Linked DNA regions of Homo sapiens: region 1 is linked to region 2. The links are chromatin loops, found by intact Hi-C in ENCODE. Cell type or tissue: PC-9. All regions are shown on one strand. Each heading gives the region's core, and the rest is flanking DNA. Links, peaks and the distances in the headings are about the cores only.

Evidence for each region. Peaks named below come from ENCODE experiments on the same cell type or tissue, not always from the same donor. Only the 100,000 strongest peaks of a DNase experiment are listed, where the experiment ranks them.
Region 1: it touches region 2 in a loop (7-fold over the local background); 3 of 110 quality-filtered maps call a loop at or near these places.

Annotation. Positions count from the first base shown.
Region 1 is chr1:89,863,420-89,868,806 of GRCh38, reverse strand. All of the region lies in intron 2 of LRRC8D (leucine rich repeat containing 8 VRAC subunit D), which reads right to left. Among named protein-coding and RNA genes, the nearest start is that of LRRC8D-DT, 44 kb to the right of the region's middle. In PC-9, for the core only: no CTCF peak of the experiment used is centred there; a DNase peak (open chromatin) is centred at 2,606; H3K4me3 peaks cover 1,130 bases; H3K27ac peaks cover 4,155 bases.
Region 2 is chr1:89,951,137-89,956,523 of GRCh38, reverse strand. No RefSeq gene overlaps it. Among named protein-coding and RNA genes, the nearest start is that of ZNF326, 41 kb to the left of the region's middle. In PC-9, for the core only: no CTCF peak of the experiment used is centred there; DNase peaks (open chromatin) are centred at 1,043, 1,953, 2,363, 3,103 and 3 weaker places; H3K4me3 peaks cover 1,966 bases; H3K27ac peaks cover 4,937 bases.

The sequences.
Region 1 (5,387 bases), core at 197-5,196, 88 kb after region 2:
TTTGTGTTCAGTGGTTGAGAGCACTGACCAGAAGCCTAGAATCCTCCGGTAGCCTCTTTAGAGCTGGTATGATACTGGGCAAATTACTTGGTCTTGCTGAACCTAAATTTCCTTTTCTGTAATACAGGAATAAGAGTAGGATCAACTTCATCGAGTTGCTATGTCAATTAAATGACACAATGTACACTGCTTAGCACGTGCCTGGCATATAGTTAGAACTCAACAATTAGCTCTTTATTATTGTAAAAAATTGATGTGCCTTATTTGGTGGGGGGTGGGGGAATATGCTGAGGTATATTTACATAAATAAACCTCATTCGTGTCATGGAATTCACATATACCTTTCATGCATGTGTTGAGGGAATCATGGGAGAGATCAGATGTAGTTTTGAAGAAATTTGCATAATCTGAAGGAGCCCAGTAGCTTTAAGAATTTAACCCAGGGACGGTTTGCGCAGCCTGTTTTTACTTATTATAATGTTTCCTGTGGGAATCATTAGCTTCTAATCCTTACATTTTATGATTCAAAATCTTGGTGTGTCAGCTGCATTCAAGGTTCTATCTTCTTCAAAACCCAGAATAAATATTTTGTGCCAGACACCAAACAAGGTACTAGAAAATGTATAGATGGCTTATGTATTTTCTCATCATTTGAAGGCCATTCTTTGGCTTGATTGTGCTAGTAATTGAGCATCTTGAAAGGGAATGGCTTACATTGGCCCATCTGCCTCTTTTTCTCTTTCCTCCTTTGCTTATCACAGATAACCCAGTTCAGGACTCCATTTAGTATGTTCCTGAAAATGAGACTGCTAAACCATTTCTACTTAAAACCTAACCTGCCAACAGTCAGTCCTTACAATGAGGGCAGCCATTTACTCTTTGTCTTTCAATCCTCATAATTTGGGTTACAATTAGTATCCTTGAAGAATTCTAAAAGGATGTTTCCTTTCTAAGTTATAACCCTGAGAATCTAGTAAAACATTATTTTAAGGAAAACATTTTAATTAAATGTCTTCACATGAAAAGATGTTCTACATCCTTAGTTATTAGAAAAATGCAAATCAAAAACGACATTGCTGGTGGGAATGCAAAATGGTGCAGCCACTTTGGAAAACAGCTTGGCAGTTCCTCACAATGTTAAAGAATAACCAGATGACTAGCCCTTCAATTCCACTCCTAGGCAGAATACACGCAAGAAAAATGAAAATATATCTCCACCTAAAAACGTGCATACAAATGTTCACAGCAGTATTATACACAACTGCCCAAATGTGGAAAACAACCCAATCTATGAGAATGGGTAAATAAAATGTGGAGTATATAGTTTCAGTTTTGTAAGATGAAAAAGTCCCAGAGATCTGTTTCAAAACAATGTGAATATACTTAACATTACAGAATGGTACACTTTAAAATCTGGCATATTTATACAATGGGATATGATCTGGCAATAAAAAGAAATGAAATACTGACACATGCTGCAGTGTAGCTGAACCTTAAAAATATGAGAGAAGCCAGTCAAAAAGTGACTACATAATTTATGAAAAAGTATATATTGTATTATTTCATTTATTCTAAATGTCCTTAATAGGCAAATCTACAGATTAATGTTGGTCAGGGGCTGGTGAGACTGAAAAGGATGGAGAATGATGTTAACTGGGGACAGAGTTTCTTTTCGGGTGATAAAATGCTCTAAAATTGATGTGGTAATGGTCACATGATTCTAAATGTACTACAAACACTGTTGGATTATACACTCTAAGTGGGCCAATTGTATGGTATATGAATTATATCTCAATAAAACAGTTAAAAAAATACACAAATACTAAGTGACTTGCTACCCTGATGATGTTTGGCTTAATAAAATACCTTCGACTTTGGGGTCGACATCACACCGATTTTTCCTTTTAATGTTAAGTGTAAGTATCTATCTGATTGATACACTTGAAATCCTCATGCCGCCCTTAACTCTCCTTGCTGCCCTGCTCTCTCTATTCCCTCCTCAACAGGTGTGTATTCTCCATGCTCCTGAGGGGATGGGCTGCAGGGTTACCTAGGTAACCAGAAATAGCCAGAGAGAGACCCCAACAGAGAGCCTATCGGGCCTTCGTGAGACCAGAAAACAAAGCTTGACATTCCTCTCACCAAGAAGGGGTTTTCTAAGATGTAGGGATAGGCTCAAAGGCTAAAGAAAAGTAGAGAACTAAAGGAATGGCCTAGAAACGCCAGAACACTTCCAGAAACACAATAATCTGGCTGTATTTTTGTACACAGTCTATGAATGCTGTAAGCAAGTGTTCTCAAACAGGGGTCTAAGGATCTCTAAAAAACTACCGACACATTCAAGAGTCTATGACTTCTCCAGAATAATCTTTCAATTTGTGTTTTCATCTTAATGTTAATCTAAAGGAAACTGATATAAATGCACACTGGACCATCCGAATGACCCCCTTAGCAATACCATGCCCAAGTGTGTATTTATAATTGCCACATCACCAAGCATTCCTCATCAGTGATCAGTACTCCTGGGGTGCTGATAAGCACACACGGCAATGATAAAATGTAATTTAAGACTGTCATTGAGCAAGACTTTAATTTCATGGCACCATAAAATGACAAACAGTGAAGGAATGTACTATAGTAACTGCTTCAGGCTGATGAGGAAAGGACAGAGGCAGACTTGATACATAATCTGCAGAAACACACCAAGGGAAGGTCAAATGACATGAAGGTATGTGCTACACATGCAGGTATTGTAGAGCAAAGGTTTTGTTTCAGCAATTCAAAAATTATAAAGAGGAGGCAATGATAACAAAAAGTTCTGTTCAAGTTGTTTTCAAAATAATCTGAATGAGTCATTTCTATAATCTATTGACTTCCTTCAACAGTCTGACACTTGGCTGCATGCTGAAAACCTTAAAAATTTTCCATATCTCTAAGAACTAAAATTTACAAACATATTCCTGTTCCTGATTCTGCCAATAGTTGAATTAGATATATATTTGGAGTTGATGTCAGTAATTCTGAAATGGTAACATCATCTTTGAATGAACAGGACATTTACAGCTCTAACAAAAAAGTTGTAAGTCATTAAAATCATTAAAATTGTAACTAAAGAACTATTCACTGGCAGATTTACGATCTGATAAGTTCTGATAGTCCTGAGCTAGCAAGCAAGGCTTTCGAGTTCATAATGTGCTTCTGAATAACTTATTTATGCAAATAAGTATTCTCTACATTACTACTATCAGTCAAAAGACTCATATGCCTTAAGTACATATTTGGACCCAATGGAACAACTTCATATTTTAAAAAATCAACATAAGTGATTTAGTGTTGGCAAAAAAGCATTCATCTTATTAATTTAAATTTCAAAGGTTTTAATATATTATTTGTATTTGCGATTTTAAAATGTTTAATAGTTTTATAAAAACTATAAGCACAGAAAGTATATATATATATATATATATATATATATAATTTCATGTTTATACATATTTAGTACAATTAAGCAAAGTAATCAACAAGAATGGTTTTTGAAAACTCCCTTTAAAGGAATGAAATTCATTCACAGGTTGTGTGCTAAGCACTACTACAAGTAATAATAAGGGAATGATCTGGACCACATTCATTCAAAAACACGGGAGATCCTACTGTGTGCTGGGTATTGGGATACAGTGGGAAACAAGATAGACATATTTATGCCCTTATGGGGCTTGAAATCTATTAGAAAAGGCAAATCAATGTAATAAGTGAAATGTTGGAGATGTAAAATGTTCTATGGAAACAGCAAGGGGACCTAATCCAGTTTAGGGGTTAGACAGCTTCTGGAAGGACATTAAAACCAAAAGAAGACACAGGAGTTACCCAAACAAAAGTGAAGGAGCAGAAGGGGAAAAAGTGTGCTAGACATCAGACATACCCTGTAGTCAAAGCTTATTGTCATGAAAACTTAGCCAATAAGAAGTACAGGAAGAAGTTTTTTGTGTCTGGAAGATGGTGAGGGGTCGGGGGTAGGTAAAGCTAGTACTCTAGACTAGAGATGGAGGCTGAGGTTTCCTGCGGCAAGGTCTTGATGTCTTAAGGACTCTGGCTTTTAACTCCTTATTAAGGAGTTCCAAGGATAATGAGAATTCACTGGAGGGTGTTAAGGAGGTCACTGACATAAGGTTCCAATGTATAGAGAGCACTGGAGTTCAGAGGCAGCTGCAGCAGTCCAGGCAAAACATGATGGAGGCCGCAACTGGAGCTGTGGACTGCAGCAGCCCACAGCACAGTTAAGAGATACCAGATAAAATTTAAGATAGAATTGAGAGGGCTTGGCACTTCATTGCATCTGGGAGTTAAATGAGAAGGATACATCATGGAAAGTGTTCAAATGGTAACTGGTGGATAGTGGTGTCTTTCATCAGATGAAGGAAGAATTACAACTCCTTGTAAACTGAGGACCACCTGCATTCAAAGATGGCTTTGTACAAGTTTGAAAAAGTGTTTTTGTTTTTCTTGCAATTTCTTACCTCTGCATCTATGTTGAACAGTTTTTTCAAAACAAAAAAACAAAAATGCTACTGACTTGCATAATCACTCACACCCAGAGGCGGCAATATTCAAAACAAGTCTATGTTCTTTTTGGAAAGTCTTGGTTCAAAGACAAAAAACAGAACAGACCAATCTTTTGATCCTCACTATTGACATGGTGCCTCAATGCAAACCCAAGTACTGGTTAAGACCTTTCTTTGATGGGACAATGGGGCAAGAGCTCAACATAGCAGGCATTTAGTTTTAAGAGGTTCCAGCTCTGCACTTTATGCCATAACAACACGGATTTAAATATCAAAAGAACCAGACTCAAGTTCAAGTGACCAATGCACCTGGCAGAATTTAACCCAGCATAAAACCTCTCCATGCAAATTCACAATTTTCTAAGAACAAACAACCCTGGGAAATTTTTCCCATGACCCACTCCCTCATGAACATTTTTAATATTTCAAAAGTACTTAAAAACCGGAACAAAGCAATTTTAAAATCTCAAAGGGTCAGAGCAACTGGAATTAGTTTAAGAATGCATGATACATGAAAGACCAAGGCTTTATAAACAGGGCATCTTCTTTCTTCACACCAAAGCACAAGAAAACAAAGGAAGAACTAAATAACACAGACCACAGAAAATATCACATGAAAGGAAATTCATGTCTGGCCTACCCTGCAACAGAAAAATCTCAAATAAACAGGCTTGGTTTCCATGAGCTCTCTGAAAGCTAGGAGGAAAAAAAAAAGAAGCATAATCATTTTCAGCATCTTGAAAGTGAGGGACATAAGTTTATTAATATTCCAGGTTATTAGGATCACTAAGGAGGCAAAAAGAAACTGAGGTTCCCAGGCCGCCTCTT
Region 2 (5,387 bases), core at 80-5,079:
GCTACAGGTGCATACTGTTGTGCCTGGCTCATTTTTTTTTTTTAGTTTTTGTAGAGACGGGGTCTCACTATGTTGACCAGTCTTTGTTTCTCAGTCTTTTCTTCAATCCAATTGAATTAAATTGAATTATCTCTTCATGGTTGTCTTCCTCAGTAGATTATGAGATCTTTAAGGTCAGAGACCAAAAACAATTAATTTGCATAGAACTTGACATAGAGTCTGCCACCTACCAGCCTGACCAGTGTGGTGAAACCCCGTCTCTACCAAAAATACAAAAATTAGCCGGGCATGGTGGCACCTGCCTGTAATCCCAGCTACTCAGGAGGCTGAGGCAGGAGAATCACTTGAACCCGGGAGGCAGAGTTTGCAGTGAGCAGAGATCTTGCCACTGTACTACAGCCTGGGCGACAGAGTGAGACTCTGTCTCAAGAAGAAAAAAAAAAAGAAAAGAGTCTGCCACCTAAAGGCATTTAATTAGCATTTGTGAAAGAAATAGTAGTCCAGTTGGTAATTTCCCCACTGCTTGCAAGACCTCACAAAAGGCCTTGTAATAAAAACAATTAAATCTCATGTGACCCAGGTGTGTCAGGAATGCCTTCCTATTCTGCTATGTGGATGAGTTTTGCTAGTTTTCAAGGTTTAGTCAAGGCAAAGGAGATAGCTTGTCTCCTACGATTAGCGAGTCATCTGCTAGCCTGTGGAGGGACAAACAGGTACGATACTCCTTCGTCACTCATCACAATGGTCATGGCAGACACTTCTATAACAAAAGACAAGTTAGCAAGAGAAAAGCATGACAAATTTATTTAACAAAGTTTTAAATGACATGGGAGACTTCAGAAATGAAGAACCAAAGACCCAGGAAAAGCTGGGTATTCTTATGCTTAGGTTTGCTGACAAATGGACAGTCACGTAGAAATGAGATTGGACAACAAGGGTATGCTGCAATAATGGTAATCAACTGAGGGGAATGCAGCAAGGCCTGTCTGTTCTGCTTCTTCTTGGCCCCCTATGTAGCTCTGGGTATAGCACAAGACACTTGTCACATGAAGGTCTTCAGGGAAGAGGGGAGAATGTCAGAGAGTGACATTTCTAGGTTTTATGGCCTGCTTCAGGGGAGAGGAGTTAGAATTTCTATGACCCATCTTGAGGAAGACTTATTCTGGTTTTATGAGTTGCTTCAGGGGAGAAAGAGAGTCTGGAGATAGGAGGGTGGGAGAAGGTCGGAAATATGTTGCTTCTGAGGCCCTTGCAATCTCCTTCAGTTCAAAGTACTCAGCATGCCAAAGCACCACACTTTAGGGCACTGTGTTTTGAGCCCCAACACCAGTAAACTCCTCCTTATCTTAGTTATGGGGGGGAGTCTGGCCTGTAACCCTCTCGGACCCATCTCTGCTAGGGACCACCAACTGATCAGGATATTTGTTTCTCAAACACATATGCATCCATTTCCGCAAGCTCAAACACCCTCTGGACACTAATCTTTTCCAAAAAAATGTAGATAAGCATTGCAAAATCATTCGGAAGAGGAGGACCAACAGTTATAACCCTCTCTGAGTAACCTGCTCCCTACGACCATATGAGGAAAGGAGGTGAGCAGACGGGACAAGGACTCACAATTTAGACCTTTACAAGATATCCCAAATGGCTGTTACCTTGCTCTCTGTCTCCTCAGGTTTCTGCTGTCCTCCTCTTCGATCTTCCCTCTGAGATTCCTTTTCTAATGATCCCATCCCTTTGCCTCAGAAATCAGTCCCATTCTCAAAAAGAGAAAGTGGTCCCAGTTGCTGCTGTCTCTTCTTATGAAGTGCAAAGATGAATGCCTTGGGCTTCTGCTGAGTGTTAAAGGCAGATTCCCTTGGCTTATCCTTCTGCTGACTCTAAAGTGGGAGGAATGTGGCTACCCCTGTAGTGGAACTTCTTGAAATGCTTTTCCCCCTTGGGCAGTGAGGGCTGATGGCTGAGGCCAATTTCCTCCTGAAATACCTAAGGACAAATATTTCCCCATAATCAGTATTGCTCATCTTTCAAAGACAATGGGGGTCAGTAACACAGGAGCAAAGTATTTTTCAGGCTTTTTAAATTTTTGGAGCTGAAATATCACTATGTTGCCCAGAACGGCCTCCAACTCCTGGGCTCAAGTGATTCTCCTGCCTCAGCCTCCTGAGTAGCTGGGATGACAGGCATGTACTCTAGCCCCATGCCTGGGTTTTTTTTTTTTTTCCCAGCATATTAATATGTTCTTCACTTCACCCTATTATATCATTGTGGTAAAGGAGTTTCTGTTGTCTTCCTGGCCCTTTTCAGTTCAAAAGTCTGTCAGTTGAGAATGTTTGTTTACTTCCTACCACAGAGTTTTTTTTATCCTAAAAGCTCTCCCTAGATGGAGTGGGGGTGGGGAGGATCTCCCTTATCCTGCCAAGCAAACTAAATAGAAACTTGAAAGTTTACATATAACTGGAGTGGGGTGGCTCAGATGCCTGTAAACCCAGCACTTTGGGAGGCTGAGATGAGAGGATTGCTTGAAGCCAGGAGTTCAAAACCAGCCTATGCAACATAGCGAGACCCTGTTTTTTCCAAAAAAGACAGAAAGAAAGAAATTAGCTAGGTGTGGTGGCACACACCTGTAGTCCCAGCTCCTCAGGAGGCTAAGGCAGGTGGATCGCTTGAGTCCAGGAGTTCAAGGTTACAGTGAGCTATGATCATGCCACTGTACTCCAGCTTGGGTGACAGAACAAGATCCTGTCTTTCTCTAAAATAAAAATAAAATAAAGTAAAATAAAAACAATAAATAATTTTTAAAAAATTTTAAAGAAGTTTGCATACAGAATTAGCAAGATAATTATAAAGGCTATGTTTATGGATTTGTAATTGCCTAACAGGTTCTTACCCACTGCACAGGTAAATGCAATTCACTGAGACAGTATTATTGCAGTAAAGAGTTTAATTAACACAAGGCCAGCCAAGCAGAACTGAAGTTATTACTCAAATCAGTCTCCCCAGCAACTCAGAGGCCAGGGTTTTTATGGATAATTTGGTGGGTAGGGAGCAAGGGAAGGGGTGCTGCTCATAGGTTAGGAATGAAATCACAGGGGTGTGGAAAACAATTACGTGCACTGAGTCAGCCTCTGGGTGGGGCCACAGGACTGGCTGAAGCCTGAGCCTCAGGTCTGGGTGAGGTCAATCAGTTGCCAGAATGTAAAAATCTGAAAAGTATCTCAAAAGACCAATTTTAGGTTCTACATTAGTGATGTTATCTACATGAGCAACTGGGGAAGTCACAAATCTTGTGACCACATGACTCTGACCACATGACTCCTGAGCAGTAAGGATTATATAAAATATGCCTGTAGTTTAGCAGAATTCAGGCCCCTCCCATAATCTTAATCTTGTGGTCTCTCAGTCTTACAAAGGTGGTTTCAGTCTGTTAATAAAGAGATTACTTTTAGAAAAGGACTATTATCATCTTGCTTTAAAGTTAAACTATAGGCTGGGAGTGGTGGCTCATGCCTGTAATCTCAAGCACTTTGGGAGGCCGAGATGGGAGTATGGCTTGAGACCAGCAGTTTGAGACCAGCCTGGTCAACATAGCAAGACCTCATCCCTATTTAGTTAAAAAAAAAAAAAAAAAGGTAAACTATGACTATATGACTAAATTCCTCCCATGGTTAGCTTGGTCTATGCCCAGCAATGAGGAAAGACAGCCAGGCTGTGAGGCTAGAAGCAAGATGGAGTCAGCCATGCTAGACTGGTCTCGCTATCATAATCTCTGCAAAGGTGGTTTCAGATTCAGGGCCTTGCTCTACAAAATGTCCTTAAAAATATGATGCCTTCAATTTCAGAGGAAATAGTGAGATTTCTAAACAACATGTGACTTTTTGCCTAGGAGCTAAAAGCTTTCAACTCCTCTTCTTCCATCACGCTATCTGCAAGATGAAAGGAACCAATCTACGATTTCTAGCAGATTCTTGGAATTTGTAATTCAACTAATGCCTACCAAATATCTGCCATGTGCAGTACTGGGTGGTGAAAATGCAATTTTGTATCATTTAGGCATAATTCTCATGGTATCTACAACCTTGCTTTGAGCAATAACATACTAGGACAAAGGTTAACACAAATAATATTATTTCTTTTGCCATGTCAACCTAACAGCAAAAGAAGAAAACATTTCTCCAAAATGACTTATCCGAAAGACCCTAAGCCTTACTGGAGATTCTCAAGGAATAAGTCACTGTGGTTCAGAAGTTAATGGAAAAGCATTCCAAATTCCTTCTGTTCTTTCCTTCAATAGTGACTTCACTTAACCTTGATAGTGACAAAGAGACTTCGTCAAGGAAAAACAACTGTGAAAGGAAAAAGGAATTTGAAGAGTAATTCAATCTTAACCATCCTTTCAACTGGAAATTTGAGCTTATAAACAGTGCCAGAAAAATGTGTTAGAGACATAGCTGGAAAAAAAATGTAACTTTTTCTTAAACTCCTGCAAATGACAGAATTAGTCATAGGAATCAAAAAGGGAACAATCTCTGAGGGAGAAACACTGCTATTTCACTAGTGGGTCTTCAGAAATACCCTAACTTTCCACTCATCCCTGTTCTAAGAAATCATCTACCTCCACTGGAAAATTCCAGGCATAGGCAAAATAGTCTATTTAACTTGCATTATAATGTAAAACATCATTTGCCAGAGTAGTTACATCGCTTATCCAGATATTCTTTTCTTACCTAACACATTATTACCAAAAATATTCTAAAGTCTTAGATGCATTTGCCCTTCTCTCTTCATTTTAACGTCAGATTCTAAATGAAATTTGCATCAGCATACATACAAATGAATGTTTTAGAAGTTAAGTTATTCTTCATAATTTTCTATTTGTCTGAAATACAAGTTGTTATTTTTGTTGTTGCTGTTTTACCTCTCAGGAAATGGTGTCACCTGGTATGTGTTGATCAAAACATAAATCTAGTTGACATTCTTGATTTCTCTTTCTCACCTTCACTTGAACCTCCCAGGTTCCAGCGATTCTCCTGCCTCAGCCTCCCAAGTAGCTGGGACTACAGGCGCCTGCCATCATGCCCGGCTAATTTTTTTTGTATTTTTAGTAGAGATGGGGGGGTCTCACCATGTTGGCCAGGCTGGTCTCGAACTCCCAACCTTGTGATCCGCCCGCCTCAGCCTCCCAAAGTGCTGGGATTACAGGCGTGAGCCACCCTGCCTGGCCATATTTGCATTTTAAAAGAACATTGTATAATATACAGATAAGTGGTAAAATGTATGCTAATAATTAAAAAAATTTTTTTTTATTTAGAATGCTATTTGGTAACCAATTAAAAACACTGTGACAAGAGAAAGAATGAGGGAGAAAGGATAAAACTTTTTATTTT